Regions from separate parts of the Homo sapiens genome. Here region 2 is linked to region 1. The links are chromatin loops, found by intact Hi-C in ENCODE. Cell type or tissue: natural killer cell. All regions are shown on one strand. Links, peaks and the distances in the headings refer to the core of each region. The heading gives the core; the rest is flanking DNA.

What was found. Peaks named below come from ENCODE experiments on the same cell type or tissue, not always from the same donor. Only the 100,000 strongest peaks of a DNase experiment are listed, where the experiment ranks them.
Region 2: a loop joins it to region 1, with 9 times the contacts of the local background. A loop is called at or near these places in 59 of 110 quality-filtered maps.

The regions. Positions count from the first base shown.
Region 1 is chr19:9,791,907-9,800,243 of GRCh38, forward strand. LOC100505555 (a long non-coding RNA gene) reads right to left here and starts at 1,274. Exons shown (of 2, transcript NR_148545.1): 1 at 1,028-1,274. It overlaps LOC124904635 (a long non-coding RNA gene), which reads left to right and starts at 1,156. Exons shown (of 3, transcript XR_007067134.1): 1 at 1,156-1,247; 2 at 1,486-1,742. RefSeq lists silencers at 1-292, 633-782, 4,367-4,556 and enhancers at 666-1,166, 1,167-1,667. In natural killer cell, for the core only: CTCF peaks have their summits at 4,458 (motif pointing left) and 4,665; DNase peaks (open chromatin) are centred at 395, 775, 1,345, 4,425 and 1 weaker place; H3K4me3 peaks cover 1,243 bases; H3K27ac peaks cover 2,305 bases.
Region 2 is chr19:9,135,855-9,144,191 of GRCh38, forward strand. It overlaps ZNF317 (zinc finger protein 317), which reads left to right and starts at 4,543. Exons shown (of 7, transcript NM_020933.5): 1 at 4,543-4,738. RefSeq lists enhancers at 4,206-4,305, 4,356-4,565. In natural killer cell, for the core only: CTCF peaks have their summits at 805 (motif pointing right) and 1,012; DNase peaks (open chromatin) are centred at 827 and 4,507; H3K4me3 peaks cover 1,631 bases; H3K27ac peaks cover 1,004 bases.

The DNA.
Region 1 (8,337 bases), core at 169-8,168:
CCGTCATCGAGTCTCCGCCCCGCCTCGCCCTCACCGAGTCCCCGCCCCCGCCTCCCCCTCACTGAGTCCCCATCCCTGCCTCTCCCTTACTGAGACCCCGCCCTCGTCTCTCCCCTCACGGAGACCCCGCCCCCGACTCCCCCTCATCGAGTACCCGCCCCGTCTATCCTTCATCAAGTCTCCACCCCCGCCTCTCCCTCACCGAGTCCCCGCCCCCGCCTCCCCCTCACCGAGTTCCCATCCCTGTCTCTCCCCTCACCGAGACCCCGCCCCCGCCTCTCCCTCATCGAGTCCCCGCCACCGTCTCTCCTTCATCGAGTCCCCTACCCTTCCCGTCATCGAGTCCCCGGCCCCGTCTCCCCCTCATCGAGTCCCCGCCCTCTTCTCTCCCTTCACTGAGATCCCGCCCTCTTCTCTCCCCTCACTGAGGTCCCGCCTCTGACAGCCCCTCACCGAGTCCCCGCCCCCCGTCTCTCCCTCACCGAGTTCTCGTCCCAGTCTCCCCATCACCTAATCCCCACCCCTGTCTCTCCCTTACGAAGTCCCCGGCCCCCGGTTCCCCTCACCGAGACCCTGCCCTGTCTGTCATCGAGTCCCTGTCTCCCCCTCACCTAGTCCCTCTTCTCTCCCCTCACCGAGTCCCCGCCCCCGTCGTCCGCTCACCAAGTCCCCGCCCCCGTCTCCCCCTCACCGAGTCCCGCCCTCTTCTCTTCCCTCACCGAGTCCCCGCCCCCGTCGTCCCCTCACCGATTCCCGCCCCCGTCTCCCCGTCACCGAGTCCCCGCCCCCGTCTCTCCCCTCACCGATTCCCCGCCTCCGTCTCCCCTCACCGATTCCCGCCCCTGTCTCTCCCTCACCGAGTCCCCGCCCCCGTCAATCCTCTCACCGAGTCCCCGCCTCCGTCTCCCCTCACCAAGTCTCCGCCCCCGTCTCTCGGTCACCAAGACCCCACCCCCGTCTCCCCCTCACCGAGTCCCTGCCCGGGTCTTCCTGCCTCCACGTGGCGAAGCCGCACCTGAAGCCCCACCTGGTCGCAAAGGCTGGTGCAGGGGAAACCGTTGGTTCAGCTGCGGTTCCTGGGAAGGGGGTGCCGCTCTGATCACGCGCACTTCTGATTCCCCTCTCGGGGCTCGGAAGCGGCTGAGGGCTCTGGACCCGGTCTCCGAGGCGTGAGGCGGTGGGAGGGTCGGCGGCCGCGTCCTCCACGACCCTGGGGAGAAGTCCCAGTTTCCGCGCAGCCGACAACGGTTGGACCCCGTCCCTCCGGCTTCACTGGGCACCGTGGGGGCAGAACCCGGCGGCGGCTTGGGGTGGGGGCGGGACCACGATGGAGGGAGTCTGTTGGGCGGGACCTCGAAATGCCTCTGCTCGCTTTCCTCTGCATTCATGCGGCTTGTACGAGGATGCGCTGTTTCCTGGTGGTTTGTTATACGGCAGTAGATAACTGATACATCTCTCTTCACTACTTTGTTTGCGTTTTTATAGGTCAGGGTCTTCCTCTGTCGCACAGGCTGGAGTGCAGTGGCTCGATCACGGCTCACGGAAACCTCCAATCCCTGGGCTCAAGCGATCTTCCCTCAAATTCAACAGTAGCTGGAACTACAGGCTCGTGACACCACAGCAGGCTAATTTTTAAATTTTTCGTGGAGATGGGAGGTCACACTATATTGCCCAGGCTGGTCGCGAACTCCTGAGCTCAAGCGATCTTCCCTCTTTGGCGTCCCAAAGAGCTGAGATTGCAGGTATGAACCACCGCACCGGGCCCATTCTCAACATCTCTCAACAAACTGATAAAGAGCATGTAAAAAAATCTACAGCTAACATTGTAGTGAAATACTGAAAACTGTTCTAAGCTCAGGAGTACAGCAACGATGCCCACTCTCACGAATTCTATCAAGCATTGTAGTTACGGCCACGCGCGGCTCACGCCTGAGATCCTAACACTTTGGAAGGAAGATCGCTTTGAGTTCAGGAGTTTGAGACCAGCCTGGGCAAGATGGCAAAACCCTGTCTCAATTTTAAAAAATACAAAAATTAGCCAGGCATGGTGATGCATGTCTATAGTCCCAGCTACTTCGGAGACTGACACAGGAGGATCACTTGAGCCCGGAGGCAGAGGTTGTAGTGAGCTGAGATGGCAACATTGCACTCCAGCTGGGGCGACAGAGGAAGGCCCTGTCTGAAAAAGAAATTGGAAGAAACATTATCTACATTTCTTTTCTGCCATTATTTACAGACAACATAATTGTCTAAGTGGGAGATCCAAAAGAATCTAAATTGTTACACATAATGTGCGGGTTAGCAAGAATAGTGGCTAAAAACTCAATATGCAAAGATAATTGTCTTGTCTCTCTCTTTTTTTTTTTTTTTTTTTTTTTTTGACGGAGTCTTGCTCTGTCGCCCAGGCTGGAATGCAGTGGCTTGATCTTGGCTTGCTGCAACCTCCACCTCCCTGGTTCAAGCGATTCTCCTGCCTCAGGCCCCTGAGTAGCTGGGATTACAGGCGCATGCCACCACGCCCAGCTAATTTTTGTATGTTTTTAGTAGAGACGGGGCTTCGCCACGTTGGCAAGGCCGGTCTGGAACTCCTGACCTCAGGTATTCCGCTGGCCTCGGCATCCCAAAGTGCTGGGATTACAGGCGTGAGGCACCGCACCCGGCCGACTTGTCTCTTTTAACAGCAATATTACAACAGCAATAAAATAAGTAGAAATAAATACAACAAAAAAGTATGCAATATCTCTTCCGAGAAATTTGTAAACTACTATTGAAAGAAATCAAAGATGACCTAGATCAATGGATAGACCTTCCTTGTTGATGGATTAGAAGTTTCAATATAAAGACTTGAATTCTTCTTACTTAATATAGAAAGTTAACAAGTTTTCAGTCAAAATAACATGTTTGATGAGGAACCTGATCTACTTATAATAAAATGTATGTATGTGGAGGTACAAAATACTCCTGAAGAACTGTTGGCACTTACCCTACAGACATTAAGAAATAGAAAGACAGGGTCGGGCACGGTGGCTTACGCCTGTAATCCCAACACTTTGGGAGGCCGAGGCGGGCGGTTCACCAGGTCAGGAGATCGAGACCATCCTGGCTGACACGGTGAAACCCCGTCTCTACTAAAAATACAAAAAATAGCCGGGCGTGGTGGCAGGCACCTGTGGTCCCAGCTACTCAGGAGGCTGAGGCAGGAGAATGGCATGAACCCGGGAGGTGGAGCTTGCAGTGAGCAGAGATCGTGCCACTGCACTCCAGCCTGGGCGACAGAGCGAGACTCCGTCGCAAAAAAAAAGACAGTAATATTGGTGTAGTGGTAAATAAATTAAACCAATAAATAGAATAGAAAGCCCCAAAATACACCCTTATGAATGAGGTGTGTTCTTGGCCATTATGAATAATGCTGCTATAAACGTGGGTGGTCAAATATCTTTTTGAGAGCCTGTTTTCCATTCTTTTAGATATATACCCAGAAGTGGGATTGCTAGACCATGTGATAATACCAATTTTAATTTTTTGAACCACTGCCATACTGGTTTTCATAGCTGCTGCACCGTTTTATAGTCTCACTAACAGTGCACAGGTGGGCCAGGTGTGCTGGTTTTCATGCCTGTAATCCCAGCACTTTGGGAGGCTGAGGTGGATGGATCACCTGAATTCAGGAGGTCAGGACCAGCCTGGCTACATGGTGAAACCCTGTGTCTATTAAAAATACAAAAGAATTAGCTGGGTGTGTTGAGTCCCAGCTACTTGGGAGACTAAGGCAGGAGAATCGCTTGAACCCAGGAGGTGGAGGTTGCAGTGAGCCGAGATCTCGCCAGTGCACTCCAGCCTGGGCAACAGAGCAAGACTCTGTCTCAAAAAAAAAAAAAAAAAAAAAAAAAAAAAGAATTCACAACACAATGACTGTGTTAACAATGTTGTTGAAGTTCATCCTAAGTTTGGTAATTGGGGTGGCCATTTGTGTTAACTAATTGCCTTTATCCAAATGAAAAATAAAAATTCTTATATCCTTTTGGCAAGCAGGCAGTTTTAGCTTATAAGCAGGTGCCTAAGGAAATAGAAGTGTGCTACTGATGCAGGTAAGTGCCATCATTGGGGATTCACCCAGGAAAGAATTCAACTGGTGGTGCTACACAAGGATCTTTCATTCACTCAGAGTTGCTTTTTCCAGAGTACAGCTAAAACCTATGCAGTGTGCCCAGAATCAGCATTTTGTGCTGTTGGCTAGCTATAGTTATACTCACTTTTAATTACATGCAAATTAAGGGGTGTGCCATGCAGAACTTTCTAGAAAGGAGGCTATAACTTCCAGGTGATTGTTGTGGAAGTGAATGGTAACTTTCATGTTGTTGCCATGGTACTTATCAACTGTCATGGCTCTGGTAGGAGTGTCTTACCCTAACAAGCAAGGAGAGCAACTAGAGATGGCTTTTGGTGCCATCTGCTGGTTCCCGGTGGCTTCTTCACTTTATCCTGTTGGGACCAGGAAACAAAGTAAGTCCTACCCAGTCTCCTACCTCACTATGGTCTGAAGGTTGTATGTTGTGTGTGTCCTGCCTCCACACCACCACTCCGCAAAGCCAAATGCTTAAATCCTAACCGCAGAAGTGATGAAATTAGGATATGAGGCCTTAGGGAGGTGATTAGATCATGAGGGCGGGGCCTTCGTTAATGGATTTACTAGCAAGTTTGTCCAAGTCGCCTTATTTTGTTGTTGTTGTCTTGTTTTGTTTTGTTTTAGACTTGTAGCAGCCTGAAGCCATGGTTTTTAGTTTCTGTTTCTAGTGATAAGTGGAAAAGAGGGATGAGGAAGAGGCTTTGCAGGCCCAACCAGAAACAAAAACTAACAACCCATAACTGTATTCTTGAACACCCCTGTATGGGATTGGCCGTGGAGACTTTCTCACCCCTTCTATCATGTGATTATGAGGTATGAGGTAGGAAATGTCTTTGTGTTTAAGGAGGGACTGTTCTGAACGTCCATGCTGATTCCCACTGAAGACGTTAAACTCTAGAGTCTGTGGGAAAAGGAAGAAGCTTAATTGAATGTCTTTCTTTTTTCTTTCTTTTTTTTTTTTTTTTTTTTGAAGCTGAGTCTCACTCTGTTGCCCAGGCTGGAGTGCAGTGGCGCGATCTCGGCTCACTGCAACCTCCACCTCCGGGTTCAAGTGATTCTCCTTCCTCAGCCTCCCGAGTAGCTGGGATTACAGGTGCATGCCACCACACCTGGCTAATTTTTTATTTTTAGTAGAGATGGAGTTTCACCATGTTGGCCAGGCTGGTCTCAAACTCCTGACCTCATGTGATCTGCCCGTCTCAGCCTCCCAAAGTGCTGGGATTACAGGGGTGAGCCACCGCGCACGACCTGAATGTCTTTTTTTTTTTTTTTTTGAGACGGAGTCTCACTCTGTCACCCAGGCTGGAGTGCAGTGGCGCGATATCGGCTCACTGCAACCTCCGCCTCCCAGGTTCAAGCGATTCTCCTGCCTGAGCCTCCCGAGTAGCTGGGACTACATGCACCTGCCACCACGCCCAGCTAATCTTTTGTGTTTTGTTTTTAGTAGAGACGGGGTTTCACTGTGTTAGCCAGGATGGTCTCGATCTGCTCACCTCGTGATCCACCCGCCTCGGTCTCCCAAAGTGCTGGGATTACAGGCGTGAGCCACCGCGCCTAGCTGAATGTCTTTCTTACGAGCCCTGGGTACTGGGCTTGAAACCACCTTTGCAAAAATTATAACTGAGAAACTGATTACAGGGAAAGAGATCTGACCAAACTAACTGCATCTTGCTTCTAACCTCCACACTGTCCTTGTTCATTCCTGGACATAGGCCAAACTAAGTTTGGGATGAACTTAGTTTATAGTTTAACTTTGAAACAAAAACAACAATAATGCTTTCCCAAAACAAACCTCCTTTTCCCTGGAGACTAGACTGCCTTTGCAGGACTAACACATTAGCCACAGATAAGGAATTATGGTTTAGGAGTCATGCAGCTGGTGGGTGCAATATTCTGGACCTCCCCAAATTGCTCCTGGGGATAAAATCACTATCGTAAAACCTAGAATCAGTGCTTGAGATATTTTGCAGACCCTGTGTTTCAGTGCACAAGTTGAGGCCACCTAGATGGATAAACCGGCTCATCTGGTCTTGTGGTTCCCACCCAGGAACTGACTCAGAGCAACAGGACAGGTTCCACTCCCTGTGATTTCATCTCAGACTCAACCAATCAGCACTTCCCACTTTCAGACCCCCTATTATCCTTAAAATTATCTCAAATTATCCTTAAAAACCACGATCTCAGGCCAGGTGCGGTGGATCACGCCTGTAATCCCAGCACATTGGGAGGCCAAGGCAGGTGGATCACCTGAGGTCAGGAGTTCAAGACCAGCCTGGCCAACATGGTGAAACCCCGTCTCTACTAAAAAAAACAAATAGAAAAATTAGCCAGGCGTGGTGGCGGCCACCTGTAATCCCAGCTACTCGGGAGGCTGAGGCAGGAGAATCTCTTAAACCCAGGAGGAAGAGGTTACAGTGAGCTGAGGTGGCGCCATTACACTCTAGCTTGGGTGACAAGAGCGAAACTCTGTCTCAAAACAAACAAACAAACCCCCTGATCCCAGAGTTTTCAGGGAGACTGATCTGAATAATAGTAAAATTTTGGTCTCCTGTACGGCTAGCTGGCTCTGCATGAATGAAACTCTTTCTTTATTGCAATTTCCTGTATTGGTAAATCAGCTCTAGGCAGTTAGGCGGTTACAAGCTTGGTAACTCATGCCTATAATCCCACACTTTGGGAGCCCACGGCAGGAGGATCGATTGAGGCCAGGAGTTAGAGCCAAGCTTGGGCAACATAGTGACATCCCATCTCTACAAAAAGAAAAAAAAATAGCTGACTGTGGTGGTGGGCGCCTGTAGTCCCAGCTACTGAGGAGGCTGAGGTGGAAGAATCACCTGAGTCCAGGAGTTCCATGCTGCGGTGAGCTATGATTGTGCCATTGCACACCAGTCTGGGTGACAGAGTGAGACTGTCTCTAAAAAAAAGGAAAAAAAAAGAAAGAAAATCCATCAGCAGATAGCTCTTGGATCTACCTTCACTTTAGCCTCAGACCATGCCACAACCCCTCTGTTCTCCCCTGCTACCAACTTTCCAAACCACTTTCTTCTCATCGGGATTATTGCCTTAACTTTCCAATTACGCTCCCTGATTCTACCTTTGATTCCCAAGAGTTGTACAAATGACAGACAGATATTCTTAAAATATATATCAGATAATATTGCTCCAGTAGCTCAGACCCTTCTATGACTTTGCATTGCACTCATAGTAAAACCCAAAATGTTTAGTTGTTCTCATGGCCCCATATGATCTGACTGATAATTGACTTCCTTCCTGCTAGTCTCCATCCTACCCAACTCACTTAAACCATTTCAGACACAGGGCTTCTGCTGTTACAGAAGCATTGTCCTGCCTTCCTGCCTCAGGGCCCTTGCACTTGCTGTTCTGTCTTTCCTCAGAAATTGACAGACATCCCCTAAATTCCTTCAGTCATTTCCTGGAGATGAAGTGGAAATACTGTGTGTAGATGACTCTGAGTCCCAGTTTTCTCATCTGTCAAACTGTTGTTCCATCCCCATCCCAGCTTGGAAAAGGCTTTTTTTTTTTTTTTTTTTTTTTTTTGCTGGCCCCTTGCTCTGTTGCCCAGACTGGAGTGCAGTGGCACGATCTCAGATCACTGCAACTTGAACCCTCGTGAGTTCAAGCAATTCTTATGCCTCAGCCACAGGAATAGCTGAGATTACAGGCGAGCACCACCACACCAGCTAATTTTTGTACTTTTTTTTTTTTTGAGATTGAGTTTTGCTCTTGTTGCCCAGGCTGGAGTGCAATGGCACTATCTCGGCTCACTGCAACCTCTGCCTCCTGGGTTCAGGCGATTCTCCTGCCTCAGCCTCCCAAGTAGCTGGGATTACAGGGGCCCACCAACACACCTGGCAAATTTTTTGTATTTTTAGTAGAGATGGGGTTTCTTTTTTTTTTTTTTTTTTTTTTTTTTGAGATGGAGTTTCACTTTGTCGCCCAGGCTGGAGTGCAGTGGCGCGATCTCGGCTCACTGCAAGCTCCGCCTCCCAGGTTCACACCACTCTCCTGCCTCAGCTTCCTGAGTAGCTGGGACTACAGGCGCCCGCCACCACGCCCAGGTAATTTTTTTGTATTTTTAGTACAGACGGGATTTCACTGTGTTAGCCAGGATGGTCTCAATCTCCTGACCTCGTGATCCGAGCACCTTGGCCTCCCAAAGTGCTGGGATTACAGGCGTGAGTCACTGCACC
Region 2 (8,337 bases), core at 311-8,310, 660 kb before region 1:
CCCGAGTAGCTGGGATTACAGGCACGCGCCACCACGCTCAGCTAATTTTTGTATTTTTTTAGTACAGACGAGGTTTCACCATGTTGGCCAGGATGGTCTTGATTTCCTGATCTCGTGATCCGCCCGCCTTGGCCTCCCAAAGTGCTGGGATTACAGGCATGAGCCACTGCGCCCGGCCACAACTTCCCTGTTTAATAACAAATGATTTTACAACTTACTGCAGAGAGAAATAGTAACGACCATGAGAAAGATTTCTCACCTTCTTTATTTTTTCTCTTATCCTAGATTCGAGAGATTTCTCACCTTCTTGACACTAGTGCGAAAGTAGTCCAGTAACAACATCACCAGTTCTTTCTTCTTTCACTCTGCAAGCAATGAGATGTCTGCCTTCTTATCTACAGCCAGTATCTCCTGCTTTTTTTTTTTTTTTTCTTTGATACAGAGTCTCTGTCACCCAGGCTGGAGTGCAGTGGCACGATCTCCGCTCACTGCAACCTCTACCTCTTGGGTCCAAGAGATTCTCCGGCCTCAGCCTCCTGAGTAGCTGGGACTACAGGCACGCACCACCACGCCCGGCTAATTTTTGTATTTTTAGTAGAGACGGGGTTTCACCATGTTGGCCAGGCTGATCTCGAACTCCTGACCTCATGGTCCACCCGCCCCGGCCAAAGTGCTGGGATTACAGGCGTGAGCCACCGCGCTCGGCCATCTCCTACTTTTCTATGCAAGGGTTTCTCATCATTGGCACGACTGACATTCAGGACCTGGTATTTCTGTTAGAGGGAGTAGGGCATTCTATACTCTAACCACTAGATGTCAGTAGTATCCCGGGTAGTGGTAAAACCAAAGGCGTCTCCACAGGTGGCACAATTGTCCTTGTTAAGAATCAAAACGTGCCTCACTCATAGGTGGGAATTGAACAATGAGATCACATGGACACAGGAAGGACATCACACTCTGGGGACTGTTGTAGGGTGGGGGGAGGGGGGAGGGATAGCATTGGGAGATATATCTAATGCTAGATGACAAGTTAGTGGGTGCAGCACACCAGCATGGCACATGTATACGTATGTAACTAACCTGCACAATGTGCACATGTACCCTAAAACTTAAAGTATAATAATAAAAAAAGAAAAAAAAACGTGCCTGGCGCCGTGGCTCACGCCTGTAATCCCAACACTTTGGGAGGCCAAGGCGGGTGGATCACTTGAGGTCAGGAGTTCGAGACCAGCCTGACCAACATGGTGAAATCCTGTCTCTACTAAAAATACAAAATTAGCCAGCCATGATGGCTAATTACAGGCTTCATACCTGTAATCCCAGCTACTCGGGAGGCTGAGGCAGGAGAATTGTTTGAAGCCGGGAGGCGGAGGTTGCAGTGAGCCGAGATCGCACCATTGCACTCCAGCCTGGGCGACAAAAGTGAAACTAAGTCTCAAAAAAAAAGGGACCCAGCGTGGTGGCTCACGCTTGCAATCCCAGCATTTTGGGAGGATGAGGCAGGTGGATTGTTTGAGCCCAGGAGTTCAAGACCAGCCTGGGCAAACATAGGGAAACCCTGTCTCTATGAAAAATACAAAAATTAGACAGGCGCTGTGGCATGCACCTGTAGTCCCAGATACTTGGGGGGCTGAGGCAGGAGGATCACTTGAGCCCGGGAGATCGAGGCTGCAGTGAGCCGTGCACTGCAGCCTGGGTGACAGAGCAAGACTTGTCTCAAGAAAAAAAAAAAAAAAAAAGGCATGATACTGGCATAAAAATAGAAACTAAAGGAACAGAACAGAGAGCCTGGGAATAAATCCAAACATATATGATGAACTAATTTTCAATAAGGGCACCAAGAGGACAAAATGGGAAAAGGATAGCCTCTTCCGTAAATGCTGCCAGGAAAACTAGATTTCCACATGCAAAAGAAGGAAATTTGACCCTTATCTTACGCCATACACAAAAATCAACTCAAAATGGATAAAAGACCAAATATATATATATATATTTTTTTGATATTACACCAAAAGATCAGACTACAAAAGCAAAAATTAGTAGACAAATGGGACTACATCAAATTAAAAAGCTTCTACATAGCAAAGGAAACAATCAACAGAATGAATCGGCGATCCACGGACTGGGAAAAAATATTTGCAAACCACATATCTGATAAGGGGTTAATATCCAAAATTTATAAAGAACTCTTATAAATCAATAGCAGAAAAACAAATAACCTGATTTTAAAATGGGCAAAGGGTCTGAACAGACGTTTTTCCAAAGAAGGCATAAAAAAGGCCAGCAGGTATATGAGAAGGTGCTCTACATCACTAATCATCAGGGAAATGCAAATTAAAACCACTGTGAGATATCACCTCACATCCTTAAGGAGAACTATCATCAAAAAGATAGGAGAGGCCGGGCGCGGTGGTTCAAGCCGGTAATCCCAGCACTTTGGGAAGCCGTGGCGGGCGGATCACCTGAGGTCGGGAGTTCGAGACCAGCCTGACCAACATGGAGAAAGCCCGTCTCTACTAAAAAGACAAAATTAGTTGGGCGTGGTGGTGCATGCCTGTAAGCCCAGCTACTCGGGAGGCCGAGGCAGGAGAATCGCTTGATCCCGGGAGGCGGAGGTTGCGGTAGCTGAGATCTCACCATTGCCCCCCAGCCTGGGAAACAAGAACGAAACTCCATTGCAAAAAGAAAAAAAAAAAGGAAAAAAAAGATGAGAGATGAATGTTGGCGAGGGCATCAAGCAAAGTGAACCCTAGTACATTGTTGGTGGGAATGCAGACTGGTACAACCTTTGTGGAAAACAGTATTCAGGCTCTTAAAGAAATCTACAACAGAACTACTATATGACCCAGCAATTCCTCTTTTGAATATATGCCTAAAAGAGATGAAATAATCACCTCATAACGATGTCTGCACTTTCATTTTCATTGTAGCATTATTTACAATATCCAAGTTACGGAAACAACCTGAATGTCCATTGATGCTCACATGAATACGAAATACAAAATAGCAGCTATGTAGTCTGAATAATATTCTATCTCTTTTGTATTTATATATGATGTCAACATTAATATCATATAATATTGATATATATTTCATATTATATTAAATATTAATATAATATGTTGTATATAAATATATACCTATTACATAATAGATATTCCCATTATGTTATATATCATGTAATATATTATATGTAATATATGTATATAATATACTATATGAAATACATATTATATATTATATGTATTATTATATGTATATATGCTATATATTATGGTGTATATATTATGTATTATGAAATATATATTACGTTATGTAATATAGATTATATATTATATATGAATATCTTATATCCATATATATTCCATACATACATTTTATATGTGTGTGTATATATATATATACGCACCATGGTCCATCCCCTCAATAATATATTTTCCAAAACCTCAAATTTCCTTCTCTCTGTCTTTTATAATACCTGCCCTGGATAATACTAACCATCTGTCTCTCCTGCCTATATAATTCTGCCCCTACTGGTTACATGGGAAGCCTTGGTTTCCTAAAGTGTTGAGATTACAGGTGTGAGCCACTGTACCCAGCCTGATTCTGGAATTTTGTATATGCAGACTCCTCCTGCTAAAATAATATATATTATATATAATATATATTCCATAATATATATAACATACATACATATATTATTTTAGCATATATTATATAATATACGGTAATAATACACATAATACATAATTATAATAAATATGATATAATATATATTCCATTGTATAAAACATATAATATATATAACGGAATATTATTCAACCTTGAAATAGAAGGAGGTCCTGACATTTATCACAAGATGGGTGGACCTGGAGGACATTACGCTAAGTGAAATAAGCCAGACACAAAAAGAAAAATATTGCATGACGTCACTTACATGAGGAACTTTTTTTAATCAAGAGAGACAGCTCAAATACACAGAAATAAAGAATGAGGCAGTTGGGGAAGAAAATGGGAAGATGTGGGTCAAAAAATACAAAATAGCAGATATGCAGGATGAACACCACACAGGTGATGGTGATTTTACGCCCTTCCCAAGGTGTCATTCAGAGGCACGTGGTCTCCATCTGACCCTCACTGGTGATATTGATTTGATCACCTGGTCCAGATGTTGTCCAATTTCTTCGCTGTACAATTTCTATTACTTTTTCTCCATTCCAACATACGAGCAGTTTATAGAGAGGCATTTAAGGCAATTCAAATATTCTGCTCGTCATGCAAATGTCCCCCAGTTGTGTCATGTAGATGACAATTCTTGCCTGATTCAACCTTTACCACTACGATGGCTACAAAATGCTGTGGGTTGTGGTTGAAAATTTGAGTCTTGAGTAGAAATTGGAGAAATATGCTGGACCGTCAGATTCCACCGGGGCACGGCCGCCATGCCAATCCAAACTTCAAAACTACAATTCCCAGCATCCTCTCCGCCCCGCTTCCGTATTAGACGCCGCCAATGAAGTCCCGCGAGAATTGGAAGGCGGCAGTGAAGCGGAAGCCATTACTCTCTGGAGTCGATTGCCCCGAGACACATGGGCCAAGGAGGGGTCAGCGGCGAATTCTTTCGGCCTGTTGGGGACCCCTCGTGTCCCCACGCCAGACTGGACCTCCCGTATGAACTTCTCTTCGCATCGGCGGCGGCTTCCGTCACCTCCGCTCCCCCGATCCTATTCCCAGTCGTGTAAGCCCTGCTTTCCTTAACCCTTCTCCCCCTCAGTTCCAGGGGTCACGGGAGGCCTATCTGGCGGTGAGGACTAAGAGGGTACGAGGGTCGGGGGCTAAAGAGCTAGGCATCCAGACGAGGGGTGCGTTTAGATCTCGCGATCAGCGATATGAAAAGCTGGGGACGCGAAGGATAAAATTGGACCATTGCAGCTAGTGATGAGAGAAGCATTGGTCACCTGATCCTGAAAAGCCCTAAGTCTCTGGTGGGGGCGGAAAAGCCCGGCTGAAGTGAATTCAAGAGTTTGGGGGCAGTTCAGGAGATTGGGGGGCGTCAGGATTTGGACATCGCGAGGAGAAATCACCTTCTTTCTGCGCTGTAGTCAATTTTATCTCGTGAATGTCAGCACATTGGTGTTCTTATTAGCACTTACCTTGAGTACCTTTTATATTTTTAATTTAAGACCTTCTGGTTGCACTTTTTTATTTATTTTAATTTTAGTGGACTCTTGTAAATAGCCTATATGTATATTTACTATTCAGTTCAACATTTTGTTAATTAACTTGAGTTAGTCCAGTTATACTTATCGTGATTATTAATATTTTCCATTGAATTTTACCGTCTTATTTTGTGGTGTGTCCTTTCCTATGCACATATTTTAACACTGGAAAATAGGACATACATGCAAAAAAAGTATGATTACACACACACGCAGACTTACACACACTTAAAAGGACAACAGTAAAGCGAATTTACAAACCAGGCCAAGAAAGAGATTATTAAATCTCAGAAAGCTGTGTGCCTCTTCTAAACTGCATCCTCCTCTCCCACCAATACTGTCTCCGTGGATTTGACTGCGTATACATCTTTTCCAGAAAATATATTTCCTAAATTTTGGTAATTATTTGTGAATGAACTCAGGCGCTTCAGTATTTTTGGAAACAATCTTTTTCTGTATTGATTCAAGCACACCTTTGTAATTTAGAGATTTCTAAATATCTTGTAGATGAAGTACTTACACCTAGCCATTCTTTTTCAGGAATGTCATGGCTTAAATTCTAGTCAGTTCACCAAATTCCACATACTGGACTTTTGTTTTCAAGTTGTGGTGAATCTATATTTGAACTTTGGGAATATTGTCGTTTTTATGCCATTGAGTTGCAGTTAATTGATTTACATCATTTATTTACATCTTCTTTAATGCCTTTCAATAAAGTGTTTTTTGTTGTTGTTGTTGTTTTTTCCTTTTTGAGATGGAGTCTCACCCTTGTAGCCCAGACTGGAGTGCAATGACAATCTCGGCTCACTGCAACCTCTGTCTCCCTGGTTCAAGCGGTTCTCCTGCCTCAGCCTCCCGAGTAGCTGGGAATACAGGCACCCACCACCACACCCAGCTAAATTTTGTATTTTTAGTGGAGATGGGGTTTCAACATGTTGGCCAGGCTGGTCTCGATCTCCTGACCTCAGGTGATCCACCGGCCTTGGCCTCCCAAAGTGCTGGGATTGCAGGAGAGAGCCACGATGTCCGGCTCAGTAAAGTTTTATAAGTACCTGCAAAAAGGATTTAGGTTGTTTTTGTTATATTTATTCTTGGGAACTTTGTTTTTTGGTGCTCAGAAAAGTCTAACTTTTGTGTAGTTTGTTGGATGTTCTTCGTAGACAAGGAAAATGTGTACAATTCAAAAGGAAAATACAAATATTTATTTTATACAGACGATAAATTGTCTTTTTTGTTTGTTTGTTTGTTTGTTTGTTTTTTGTGCTGGACTGGGTGGGGACTTCCCTTGTCATTGACTGGAGTTTGGATGGCACACTCTAGGCAAGCCTGTTTGTTTTCTGATCTTAAAGGGAATTGTCATTTGTGTCTGCCGAAGGCTTTTCTGTCGAATAGTTTTTATTAGGTCAAGGAAGCTCCCCTCTTTTCCTACTTGAGTTTTTCTTGTGAATTGCTGCAGGCTTTTAACAAGTGATTTTTTTTTTTTTTTTGCCATTATGTATCTGTTTATTGATACATTTTGTATCTGTTTGATACAAAATCTATATTGATAGTTTTGTATCTGTTTATTGATACATTTCTAGTACCTTAAATTATGGCACTCAGTACTGCTGTGTAACAAATTAATGAGTGAATAATATAATTTTTTTTCTATCCTGTAGTGTGGCAAATTAAACCAATTGATTTTCTCTTGTTACATTGAATTTGTATTGGTAAATAATTTGGAAAGGACATGTTACTATTTGTTACTTTTGGCTTCGGTTTGCTAATACTTTGTTTGGTGTTTTTGGATCTATGCTTGAGTGAAATGTTCCTTTTCTGTTTCAGATTTATGCCAGCCTCATAAAATGGGATGAGAAGTGTTCTGTTTTCTAAACTCTGGAATGTTTTGCATAAGAATAGAATATTTTGTTCCTTAGAACGGGAGTGGTACCTGGAAAAACCATTTGGGTCTGGAGTTTTCTTTGTGGAAAGTTTTAAAGCTATTGTTTCTGTTCTTTTAAGGTTTGTGGGGCATTCAGGTTTTCTGTGTTGTTATGATGAGTAAAATTTCTTTAGGAATTTATTTATTCCATCTGAGGTTTAAATCGTATAGTCAGGGTTGTTCATAACATACTCAAATTTTTAATGCTTGCTGCATTTGTAATGTTATCCACTTTTTTATTTATAATAATTATATGTTGCTTTTTACAAAAATAAATTCCATCAGAATGTTGTCAGTTTTCTTCTTAAAGAACTTCTGGCTTGATTGAACCACTTTATGATATATATGTTTTCTATTTTATAACTTTCTGATTGTTATCATTTTCTTCCTTTTTGGGATGTTTCTTTCCAGTTTCTTATGTTGAATGCCTGTCACATCCCAAAGAATTGCAGTATCATACTTTATTGTATTTTAATTATAAATATCAAATATCATGGCTTCTTTGGCATGCAGATTTAGAATTTTTTTCTTTTAATTTTCATTTCTGTGACTTTTTTTCTGGTTATCTTTTGGTCATTGTTTGCCAACTGCATTGCTCTGTGGTCAAGCATTTTCTGAGACAAACATGGCCCCATGAGTGCTGTCTCATCATGTTCAATCTGCACATAGTTATTGAACTGCCTGCTTAAACTGGATTTGTGAGAGCTCTGGTGGTGGCTTCATCCATTTCTCCTTAGAATTCTGTCCCCCCTTTTTTTTTTTTAATTTTTGTGTTTTCCTTTTTTTTGAGGCTGTGTTTTATACACACAGGCACACACACACACCTCTTTTTGGATTTATAACTTTTTATTATGTAATACTTCATTTTTCTCTATGAGCCTTTTTGCCTTAATCTATTCTGTCTGATACTAACATTCAAACCAGCTTTCTTTTTTTTTTTTTTTACTTGCCTTATATATCCTTTTATTTCCATTCTTATTGTACTCTTTTTTCTTTCTTTCTTTCTTTCTTTCTTTCTTTTTTTTGAGACGGAGTTTCACTCTTTTTGCCCAGGCTGGAGTGCAATGGCGCGATCTTGGCTCACTGCAACCTCCACCTCCTGGAATCAAGTGATTCTCCTGTCTCAGCCTCCCAAGTAGCTGGAAGTACAGGCGCATGGCACCACACCCAGCTAATTTTTTTATTTTCAGTAGAGAT